Regions from separate parts of the Homo sapiens genome. Here region 1 is linked to region 2. Evidence: read pairs that join two places in POLR2A ChIA-PET (ENCODE). Cell type or tissue: PC-9. All regions are shown on one strand. Each heading gives the region's core, and the rest is flanking DNA. Links, peaks and the distances in the headings are about the cores only. Region 1 overlaps ATAD2B (ATPase family AAA domain containing 2B). Region 2 overlaps FKBP1B (FKBP prolyl isomerase 1B).

Region 1 (5,382 bases), core at 295-5,294, 150 kb before region 2:
GTCCTTTCATTTCTAATACAGTTTTCTTACTTTTTTTTTTTTTTTTTTTTTTTGAGACAGAGTCTAGCTCTGTCGCCCAGGCTGGGGTACAGTGGTCTCGGCTCACTGCAACTTCCACCTCCCAGTTCAAGCAATTCTCCTGCCTCAGCCTCCCAAGTAGCTGGGATTACAGGTGCATGCCACCACGCCCAGCTAATTTTTGTATTTTTAGTAGAGACAGCGTTTCACTGTGTTGGCCAGGCTGGTCTCAAACTCCTGACCTCGTGATCTGCCAGCCTCGGCCTCCGAAAGTGCTGGGATTAGAAGCATGAGCCACCACGCCTGGCCTCTTACTTTTTATTTTATATTTTTATTATTTTATTTTATTTGAGACAGAGTCTCATTGCCAGGCTGTTCTCAAACTCCTGACCTAAAGAGATCCTCCCACCTCGGCCCCACAAAGCGCCGGGATTACAAGCATGAGCCACCACGCCCAGCTTTAGTTTTCTTTATACTAGCTCATCCACTCCAACCTGGTATATTTACAGACTCCCAAGGTTAAAGTGTGCATTAAAGGTCATCTAACTGAATTACTAATCCAAGACATTCTTTACTCCAATTCTGGTCTGTGAACCAACAACATGGGCATGATCTATTTGGAAGCTCATTAGAAATGTAGAATCTCAGGCTCCACCCTCAGATCCACTGAATCAGAAACCATTTTTAAAAGATCCCCAGGTGATTCATGTGCACATTAGAGTTTGAAAAGCATTATTATATAACATATTCAAGACGTAGTCACTGGACCGCCTGACTGCCACCATCATGAGTCGCATGTGCACTCCTGGGAAGGGCCTGTCTCAATCGGCTCTGCCCTGTCACTGCAAGGTTCCCACTTGGCTGAAGCTGACATCTGATGACATGAAGGAGCAGACTTACAAACTGACCAAGAAGGGTCTGCCTCCCTCACAAATCAGTGTGATCCTGAGGCTCATATGGTGTTGCACAAGTATATTTTTGTGACAGGCAATACAATCTTAAGAATCCTTAAGTCCAAAAGACTTGCGCCTGATCTCCCTGAGGATCTCTACTGTTTAATTAAGCAAGCAGTTGCTATTCGAAAGCATGCTGAGAGGAACAGAAAGGATAAGGATGCCAAATTCCATCTGATTCTGATAGATGAATTCACCGACTGGCTCAATATTATTAATACAAGACCAAGCAAATCCTCCCACCCAACTGGAAACATGAGTCATCCACAGCCTCTGCCCTGGTTGCATAAGTTTGTCTACGTACTCAAGTAATAAAATGATTGTTTATCGAAAAAAAAGGAGTCACTGAGGAAGCAACATCATGTATTTTAAGCTAGAGTGTATCTGTGATACAGAAACTAGTACCTATAAACTACTGTACCAATTTAGATAGCCCAGGCCAGCATTACTCCTTCCAATCAAATTTGATCATTCATCTTCAAGACCTATCTCAGGACCCTTTTTTTTTTTTTCTTCATGAAATCTCCCTGAAGAATCTAGCCTAAATTAAGCTTATCCCTGCTACTAGTTGCAGCCCTACTATACATTTGGGCACTTGATTATTTCAACTTAGCATTATATATTTATCATCTTTAAAGTGTCATGTCCAAGTCTTGAAATTCTAGCAAGATTTTAAGCTCCTGAATTACAAAAACGTACCCTATTTTTTAAAATTCCATGATAACAAGGAAAAACAACAAACAAAATTTCTGGAAATTTGTTCACAAATTATTAATATAAATTATTAGGGGCAAGAAAGGAGGGCTCATGGTGAATTAAGTTTGGGAAACGATGAGGTCCAAGGCTTTTTGCTGCAAAACTTCTAAGAGTATTATGATAACATGCAAAATAAATCTCTAAGGATGAAATAAAGTATGTAACATTTCACAAACTTATTTGATCAAGCTCTCTTTTTTCATGGAATATCTGCAGGTACTAGTTTCCCAAACATACTCTGGAAATAAGTACTATGTACCATTGAACTGAAGACAAAAAAAAAAGTAGTAAAATATTTGAATTTTTAAAATAATCCAAGTATATAGTTACTTGAATATCAATTTAAGTGAGTTTTGCACATTTATTTATTGGCCATTTGCATATTCTACTGGCTTTCAATTCCATTCAGAAGTATTTCTCAAACTGTTGTTTACATACTACCTGAATCAAAAATCACCTGCATTACTCATTAAAAATTACAACCTGCTGGACTGGAATCTCTGGAGGTGAAACGTTTTTAACAAGGGCTTCCAAATGATTCTTAGTACACAAAAGTCTGAGGACCTCTGGCATATAACATACTTCAAGTATAATACAAAGCACATCATCCTAACTGCTACAATGTACTGGTATATTTACTTTTTTTGTCACGGGAGGGTTTCAATCTTGATTTGGCTCTATGACAGAGACCTCAGAATAAAGAGGATTACCAAAGACTCCTTCCCTCCAAAGAAATCTAGGGATTTAAGTAAAGTAAGCAACCACGATGTAAACAGGTACAAAATAATTACTTCAGCACCATTTAATTAACTTCAAGCTTTGGGAAAGCTTCTACCTACAAACCTGATGCTAACAATTCACCCTTAATAGGATGATCATAACCCTCAACCTTAACTTTTTCATCTTCCCTCAAAGCATTTTACTAGCTAATGATAACCTAACCCTTTGAGAGAAGGCGTTACCAGTTTCATGACAAAGATATTTAAAAGATTATGCAATCTACCCACAGCCATTTAGCAATCTGTGTCACAGTGATTATAATCCATGAGTAGGAAAAGTACCTCAGGCATAAGGGAAATAATTTCAGTTAACTAACATTTACTGATGACCTACTATGTACATAAGACGTGGAAGGCAGTGGTAAAAAAGATGGATAAGAACTACTTGAGGCCAAGCACAGTGGCTCACACCTGTAATCCCAACATTTTGGGAGACCCAGGCGGTAGGATCCTTGTGGCCAGGAGTTTGAAACCAGTCTGAGTAACACAGCAAGACCTGTCTCTTTAAATAAATAAATAAATAAATAACCTATTTGATGTAGACTTTAAAGGATGTTTTTGGCCGGGCATGGTGGCTCATGCCTGTAATCTCAACACTGAGAGGTTGAGGTGGGCAGATTGTTTGAGCTCAGGAGTTCGAGCCCAGCCTGGGCAAAATGGCAAGACCGTGTCTCTACAAAAATATAGAAAAATTAGCCAGGTGTGCTGGTCCATGCCTGCAGTCCCAGCTACTTGGGAGGCTGAAGTGGGAGAATCACCTGAGCCCCAGCAGTTGAGGTTGCAGTGAGCCATAATCACGTCACTGCACTCCAGTCTGGGCAACAGAGCAAGACTGTGTCTCAAAAATAAATAAATAAATAAATAAATAAATAAATGTTGTTTTCAAGTCTTCTATAGAAGTGGGAATATGTATTCTAACAACTTAATAATGGGGCACATAAAATACCAGAACACAATCCAAGGATGAGATAACTTCCAAGAGAAGTATAATAATAATAATGTAAAATCCTACAGAAATTAAATAATGAAAAGATATAGTCATCCCCACTTAAGCAACTTTTTTAATTCTAACCTCTTTGAATAGATAACTTTTTTCAATTTGTAAAAACCATTCTCTCCTTGACTTTTACAGTCCCTTAAACCATACTCATCAGCTACCATAAATAGTGACTATTATTCTGTCATAAATCTTAAAAAGTGAGGCAAAAGAACTTGAGAATAACTAGAAATGAATAGATGCTGCTCTGGTTTTCAAGGAAGGCTTCATGCCCAGATCTAAATTTGTCAGAAATCTAAAAGCTGGATTTTAATCTAAAAACAAAAAGAATGAAGCCAAGTATAGCATTTAAAAATGAGAGATGCATGGAACTAAGTTAATTAGCAGACCACTAGATTAAATCAAAACTTGATGACGGCCTCATTTAGAATTGGGAAAATCAGAAAGAAGAAATTTAGTCCAGAAAACAAAATAACTAGATTAGCGATATCAGTGCTGTATTCAAAATAAATACAGTAAGGGCAGGTATAAAAAGTGCCGGTTGTTGTTGGTGGTGGTGGTGGTGGTGGTAGTGGTGATGGTGGTGTGGGGAGCCAGGGAACAGGTGATGACGGGAGAAGTATAATGCTGAATTAAAATTGGAAAGTTAGTTTGGAATTATAGCCAGAAATCTAAGGAGAGGTCTATCAGGCTATGGGAAACACACCTCTGAGTTGAAGTGAGTTAAGGAGCAGAGACAGATATGAAACATGGTCATAAAAGAAAATGATCATAGGTAACGTACAGAGTATAAAAACAGAAGGGCAGAAGTCAAAACCTTAAAAAAATGCCTAATTAATGGGGATAAGCACAAGAGATGTCATAAAAATCAGAGACAAATATAGTCTCTCACTAAAACAAGAGGAGTTAAACTGCTCCAAAAAGACTTTAACAGAAGAAAGCTGATAAACCTGAGGATTTGTAAGTAAGAGATCATTGTAACTTCTGACAGGGCAATGTCTGTGAAATGCGGGGTGGAAAACACTAGGTGAATAATGGAGCAAGTGGTGAGCAAGTACAGGTGATGACTACAGAGCTAGTCTTACAAAAGTGTCAGAATTAAAAAAGAAAGAATAGTTTAGACTTGGAGGAAAGGATTTTCCTTCCTTTTTTTTTTTTTTTTTCTTTAAGAAAAGACAACCTGGCTTCTTATAGAAAAAAGGGAACTGTAAGAGAGAATAAAACAAATTATTTAAAGAGTAAGTAAATGATGAGAGAAAACACCTCAAAGAGACAAAGAAAAAACAGAATAGGAACATTTTCCCCCAAGTTAGATCAGAAAATGTATGGGTACAAATCAATCTCTTCCGATTTCCTTATAGGACAGGCTTTTTGTATACTTTTTTTCTTTAACAAGTATTCCTGTTTTCACAAGAAAGCTTAGAAGTGCAGTCAATTTCTTTTTCTTTCATTTATAAAAGGAATGCACAGAGGCAGTGGTTACCATGACTGCAAAAAACAAAACTCTGCACTGCTATTTATTTATTTAGGGCCAACACTATTCTACAAAGTCCTGAAATGGCAAGCATATAAAATGTTCTAAATTTTTCTCAAATATTCCAAGAACAAGGGCTTACTAGTTTAGTATTTCTAAGCAATCATCATGAAAGAATACAGAAAGAGAAAAAAATACATAGAAGCGACCTGTTAGTTTAGGAGATACAGAAAGATTAAAAAAGTCTATAATAATTTAAAATGCATTTTCTTCCACATAAAAATTTCTAAAAGGTAGTTTCTAAAAATCTGAAAATATTACATTATTTAAAATAAGAAAGAGACAATGTAGGTACTGAAAAATGCCACATGGTCAGGCATGATAGCTCATATCTATAATCCCAAC
Region 2 (5,382 bases), core at 235-5,234:
ATTGGATAACTTCTTGGCTCCAGGCCATCTTCCTTGTCCAATCCCAGCCACTACTTCAGATATCCCCTGGAGTACAGGCTTCTTTGCCCACGCAGGAAACATTGCTGCTGGGTCCCAGAAAGCATCTCCCTGAGGCCTTTTCATCCCTCAGCAGCCCCTGAGCTAATCTCCCCATCTTCAGTCTCTCCTCCCTGCTTTCAATCTCGTCCCCAATCTCATATTCACTCCCTTTCTATATCATAGCCTGAAGACTCTTCTTAAAATGCAGTGGCTCACGCCTGTAATCCCAGCACTTTGGGAGGCTGAGGCGGGCGGATCACAAGGTCAGGAGTTCGAGACCAGCCTGACCAACATGTTGAAACCCCGTCTCTACTAAAAATACAAAAATTAGCTGGGCATGGTGGTACGCACCTGTAATCCCAGCTACTCGGGAGGCTGGGGCAGGAGAATCACTTGACCCTGGGAGCCAGAGGTTGCAGTGAGCTGAGATTGTGCCATTGCACTCCAGCCTGGGTGACAGAGCAAGACTCTATCTCAAAAAAAAAAAAGAAAAAAAATGCATGTTTGACTATGCCCCTCCCTCAGGCAGAAGATGTTTTAATGATTCTTCCCTCTCCCCCAGGAGGGGCCTTTGGTGCTATGGTCTATTCTCATCTTCCACACTAGAGCTTCATCTCTCACCACCTGTCCTAAGCCCACCACTAACTTTTTCCTCCAGCTTTCCCAAGCTGCCTGCAAGTTGTCAAACACACCACTCGTTCAGCAAATATTTATTGAACGTGTGTGCTAGGCCCTAAGGTGACACAGTTGAAACAGACAGGGTTCCCGCTATTGCTGGACTGAGGGCCTTTGAACATGTTACATGTTGTTCCCTCTTCCCAGATGGTGTTTTTTCACTTCCTCTGGCAAACTCTTACTTGTCTTTCAAGACCTGGCTTCACCATTCTCTCCTCTATGATGTTTTCCTTGACTTCTGTGGTCAGTTAGCTGCTCCCTCCTCCAGGATCCCATAGAGTCCTCTAAATATCGGCTCTGTGGTTAGGCTTCCTTAGGCTTTGTATCCAGCCCCGTAGCTTTAAATTCCAGCCAAATTTATACCTCCAGTGCAGACTCTTCATCTGCCTACTTGCAATATAAACTCAGATGTCTAATAGGCATCTCAAGATTGCCACCCGCACAAATCTGTTCCTCCCGTCTTCCCTATCTCAGGAAATAGTTGCACTATTCATCCAGTTGCCCAAACAGAAAACCCAAGCATCGTTCTTGTTGTCTCCTTTGTCCTCATCCTGGACCCCATTTCCAGTCTGATTGCATGACCTGTCAGCTCCGCTTCGAAAATATGTCTCCAATCTTTCACTCTCTTCTCTGCTGCCACCACCTTAAATCAAGCTATCATTGATTTCTTGTCTGGATTATTGCAACAGACGCCTAACCGTCCATCCTACACATAGCAGCCAGAGTGATGTTATAAAATCTTAATTCAGATTATGTCATTCTCTGGCTTAAAACCCTCCAGTGGTTTCCTATTGCACTTAGTATTAAATCCGGCTCTTCAAGCCCTGCATGATCCATGTCCTTCCCACCTCTCTCCTCCCTCCCTTCTTTCCAGCACCTAGCCTCCTTGCTCACTGCAAATGTGTTGATTCTGTGCACTTGTTACTCCTTTCCCAAGTGCTATTTCCCAGTATTTTGCTCATCCTTCAAGTCCCAGCTCCAGGGGGCACCTTCTCCAAGAGGCCATCCTGGACCACTCTGTCTGAAATGGCCTGTCCCACTGCATCTCCCTTTAATACATCATTGTGTGTATTTTCTTTAGAGTATTCATCATAATCCATAATCATTTTGTATATTTAAGTATTGTCTCTGTCCATTAGAATATAAACTCCAGGGCGGGTTTGGTGGCTCATGCCTATAATCTCAGCACTTTGGGAGGTTGAGGTGGGAGAATCTCTTGAGCTCAGGAGTTCAAGGCCAACCTGGACAACATGTTAAGACCCTGTCTCTACAAATTTTTTTTAAAAAAATTAGCTGGGCATGGCAGCATGCACTTGCAGTACTAGCTACTCAGAAGGCAGAGGAAGAAAGATTGCTTGAGCCCAGGAAAGGTCAAGGCTGCACAGAGCCGAGATCATGCTGTTGCACTCCAGCCTGGGTGACACACTGAGACCCCTACTCTTAAAAAAAAAAAGTAAACTCTAAAAGAACAGGGATAGAGATCTTGTTTGTAGTGTTCACTGCTGTATCCCTGTGATCAGGCACAGGCTTGGCACACCATAGGTACTCAGTAAATATTTGTGGTTTTGTTTTGTTTTGTTTTGTCTGTTTGTTTATTGTGACAGGGTCTTGCTCTGTCACCCAGGGTAGAGTGCAGTAGCATGAACACAGCTCACTGCAGCCTTGACCTCCTGGGCTCAAACAATCCTTCCACTTCAGCTTCTTCAGTAGCTGGGACTATAGGTATGCGGCACCACACCCAGCTAATTGAAAAGATTTTTTTTTTTTTTTTTTTTTTTTAGAGATGGGGTCTCCCTATGTTACCCAGGGTGATCTAGAACTCCTGAGCTCAAGTGATCCTCCCACCTCAGCCTCCCAAAGTGCTGAGATTACAGATGTGAGCCACCATGCCTGGCCTCTCAGCAAATATTTGTAAATTATTGTGTTTATTCATCTTTGATGGATGGATTATAATCTGCATTGTAATCTGGTATTTGTGTGTCTGTTTCCCTACCTTCCTCATGAGTTCATACATTGCTCTGCATGTCTGAAGTCTGGTCCAGGCCTGGCACATAGGAGGCCAACTGTAAATGTCTGTGGAATGGATGATGTGAAGTAAAAGGGGCAATCAAAGAAAGTGGGGGTGGGGTGGTGGGAAAGCCCAGGAGACAGCAGAATTGAGAAAATTGAGGGGGTAAAGTAAATCCAGGCCAGAGAGGTGACGTGATTCATTCTGGCTCGTACAGGGCCCAGAGCCAGAACTAGGGCCACAGGCATCTCCATGGCATGGAGGGGAATGCAGGCTGGAGCTCTTGGTCAGGATCATACTTAATGTCCCAGGTGTTTTTCCAATATCCTACTCCTTCATCTGCCCTCATGTCTCCCTGCAGGAAGGACATTCCCCAAGAAGGGCCAAACGTGTGTGGTGCACTACACAGGTAAGTCTCACCCCCTCAGCCCCCACCCAGTCCTTCCCCTCCCAAGGCAGGGCTGTCCTCTGAGCTTCTCTCCAGAGGTGCCTGCCTCTGGATCAGGGCTAAAGCCCAAGGCAGCAGGGTCTCCCTGTGACCAGCCATCCTCTACTCCTCCCAGCCAGTCTAGTGGGAATGATAAAGGAGGCTTGGAAGGCCAACTCTTTCCCTCTTCTACCAGCAAGGGCCATCCATGGTGCCAGCTTCTAGGTGAGTCAAACACCTTCAGTCCCCTTCCTTCTGTTGCAGGTATGGTGGAGCCCCTGTCCCTGCTGGGTCTGTCTGATATTTGGAAATCCCTCCTAGAGCTCCCCGCAGACTTTCTCTCCATCCTGCAGTATCATTAGAGAAGAAGAGGAGGGGAGAGGACAGACAAGTCACCCAGAGGCTCCGATGCCATTTGAGGGGTGGGGTGATGGCAGTGCTTTTCTCTGGGTACTGAGGGAGCCCAGAGCGGGACTGATCCCAGTTGGATGCTCTTTATCTGCAGGCGAGGTAGAGTGAGTTCTTCAGGACTGCTGGCAGGAAGATCATGAGCAGGTGTTTGTTCCAAGGGAGGTGAGCACCCTGCCTTGTGACCTGCTTCCTAAAGTGGCAAACTCGATGACAGCCACTTAGCAGACAGCAAGCCCAGGTTAATTCCTAGGACATACTCGGATGGGGCCATTTTTAGCAGTTCTGTGGGCCAGTGTGAAGCACAAGGTTAATTCTAGGCAGATGGTGTGGATGTTTTCAGCAGTTGTGTTGCTGGTCGCTGATGTCAGTGGGCTGGACCATGTTTTATCTCCTGGTGATGTGGCCTAATTACCATGGGTCGTCTGGGGCCTCTGACCTGTGTAATTGATTTAACAATTTTGCATGTTGTAGACAGACCAGTATTTATCAAGTTACTGAAACCACAACATCCTTTTGCAAAGTCCTTTCACAATACATACATAGGGCAGCAGCTCCTGTCTTGGGAGAGACTATGTCTTATCAAACATAGCGGGAGACTATGGGACTTTTGGTAAACTTTAAAGTTAAATATAAATATAGTAGAGAACATAATGTAAGATGTCTAGGTCAATGAATTTTTTCAAAGTGATCACATTTATGTGACTACCACCTAGAGAAGCATAGAACATACAAGCATAGAACCAGCATCCCCAAAAGTCCCCCTGATGCCTTCTCCCAGTCATTTCACCTCCCTAGAGGTAGCTATCATTGTTTTTCTTTTTTTTTTTTTTTTTGTCATTGTTGTTGTTGTTTTGAGACAGGGTCTCACTCTGTGACTCAGGCTGAGTGCAGTGGTGATCACAGCTCATTGCAGCCTCGACCTCTCGGGCTCAAGTGACCCTCCTGCTTCAGTGTCCTGACTAGCTGGGACCACAGACATGAGCCACCATGCCTGGCTAATTTTAATTTTTTGTAGAGATGAGGGTCTCACTATGTTGCCCGGGCTGGTCTCGAACGCCTGTATGCAAGTGATCCTTCCACCTTGGCCTCCTAGTGCTGGGATTACAGGTGTGAGCCACTGTGCCTGGCTGGCAACTATTACTCTGACTTTTGTCTCCATGGATTGGTTTTGCCTATTTTTGAACTTCATCTTAATGGAACCACAGCGTAGGTACTCTTTTGTGTTTGGCTTATTTCACTCACTATTATGTCTGCGAGATATATCCAGAATGGTTTATTCCTCTACAGTATTTTAACGTACAAGTATGTTGCAATTTATGTATCCTCTCTACCGTTGATGAACATTTGGGTTGTTCATAGTTTTTGTTTATTACAAACAGTGTCACTTTGATCAGTCTTGCAGGCATCTCTTAGTGTACATGTGTACAGACATATGTGCATGTTTCTGTTGGGTATATACCTGGAAGTGGGGTACCTCCTGGGCTCAGCGTTAGCAGTACTGTCTGACAGCTTTCCAAAGTCGTTGTGCCAGTTTCCACTCTAGGCAGCTGTGTAGGAGACTGCCAGTTACCCTGTGTCCTCCCCAACACTTGTTATTGTCAGGTTTTGGTTTTGTTTTGTTTTTTCTTTTTTTGAGACAGAGTCTATGTTGCCCAGGCTGGAGAGAAATGGCATGATCTTGGCTCACTGCAACCTCTGCCTCCTGGGTTCAAGCGATTCTCCTGCCTTAGCCTCCCGAGTAGCTGGGATTACAGGCGCCCGCCACCATGCCTGGCTAATTTTTGTGTTTCTAGTAGAGACG

The links. Peaks named below come from ENCODE experiments on the same cell type or tissue, not always from the same donor. Only the 100,000 strongest peaks of a DNase experiment are listed, where the experiment ranks them.
Region 1: POLR2A ChIA-PET joins it to region 2 with 7 read pairs; 7 of 35 experiments call an interaction of 5 or more read pairs at or near these places.

Annotation. Positions count from the first base shown.
Region 1 is chr2:23,899,889-23,905,270 of GRCh38, forward strand. The region is part of intron 1 of ATAD2B (ATPase family AAA domain containing 2B); the gene reads right to left. It also overlaps the pseudogene RPS13P4. Among named protein-coding and RNA genes, the nearest start is that of ATAD2B, 25 kb to the right of the region's middle. In PC-9, for the core only: no CTCF peak of the experiment used is centred there; DNase peaks (open chromatin) are centred at 803, 1,233, 2,223 and 2,743; H3K4me3 peaks cover 2,230 bases; H3K27ac peaks cover 4,906 bases.
Region 2 is chr2:24,050,798-24,056,179 of GRCh38, forward strand. FKBP1B (FKBP prolyl isomerase 1B) reads left to right here. Exons shown (of 4, transcript NM_004116.5): 2 at 3,105-3,152. Among named protein-coding and RNA genes, the nearest start is that of FKBP1B, 3.7 kb to the left of the region's middle. RefSeq lists silencers at 3,042-3,233, 3,842-4,136. In PC-9, for the core only: no CTCF peak of the experiment used is centred there; no DNase peak of the experiment used is centred there; H3K27me3 peaks cover 123 bases.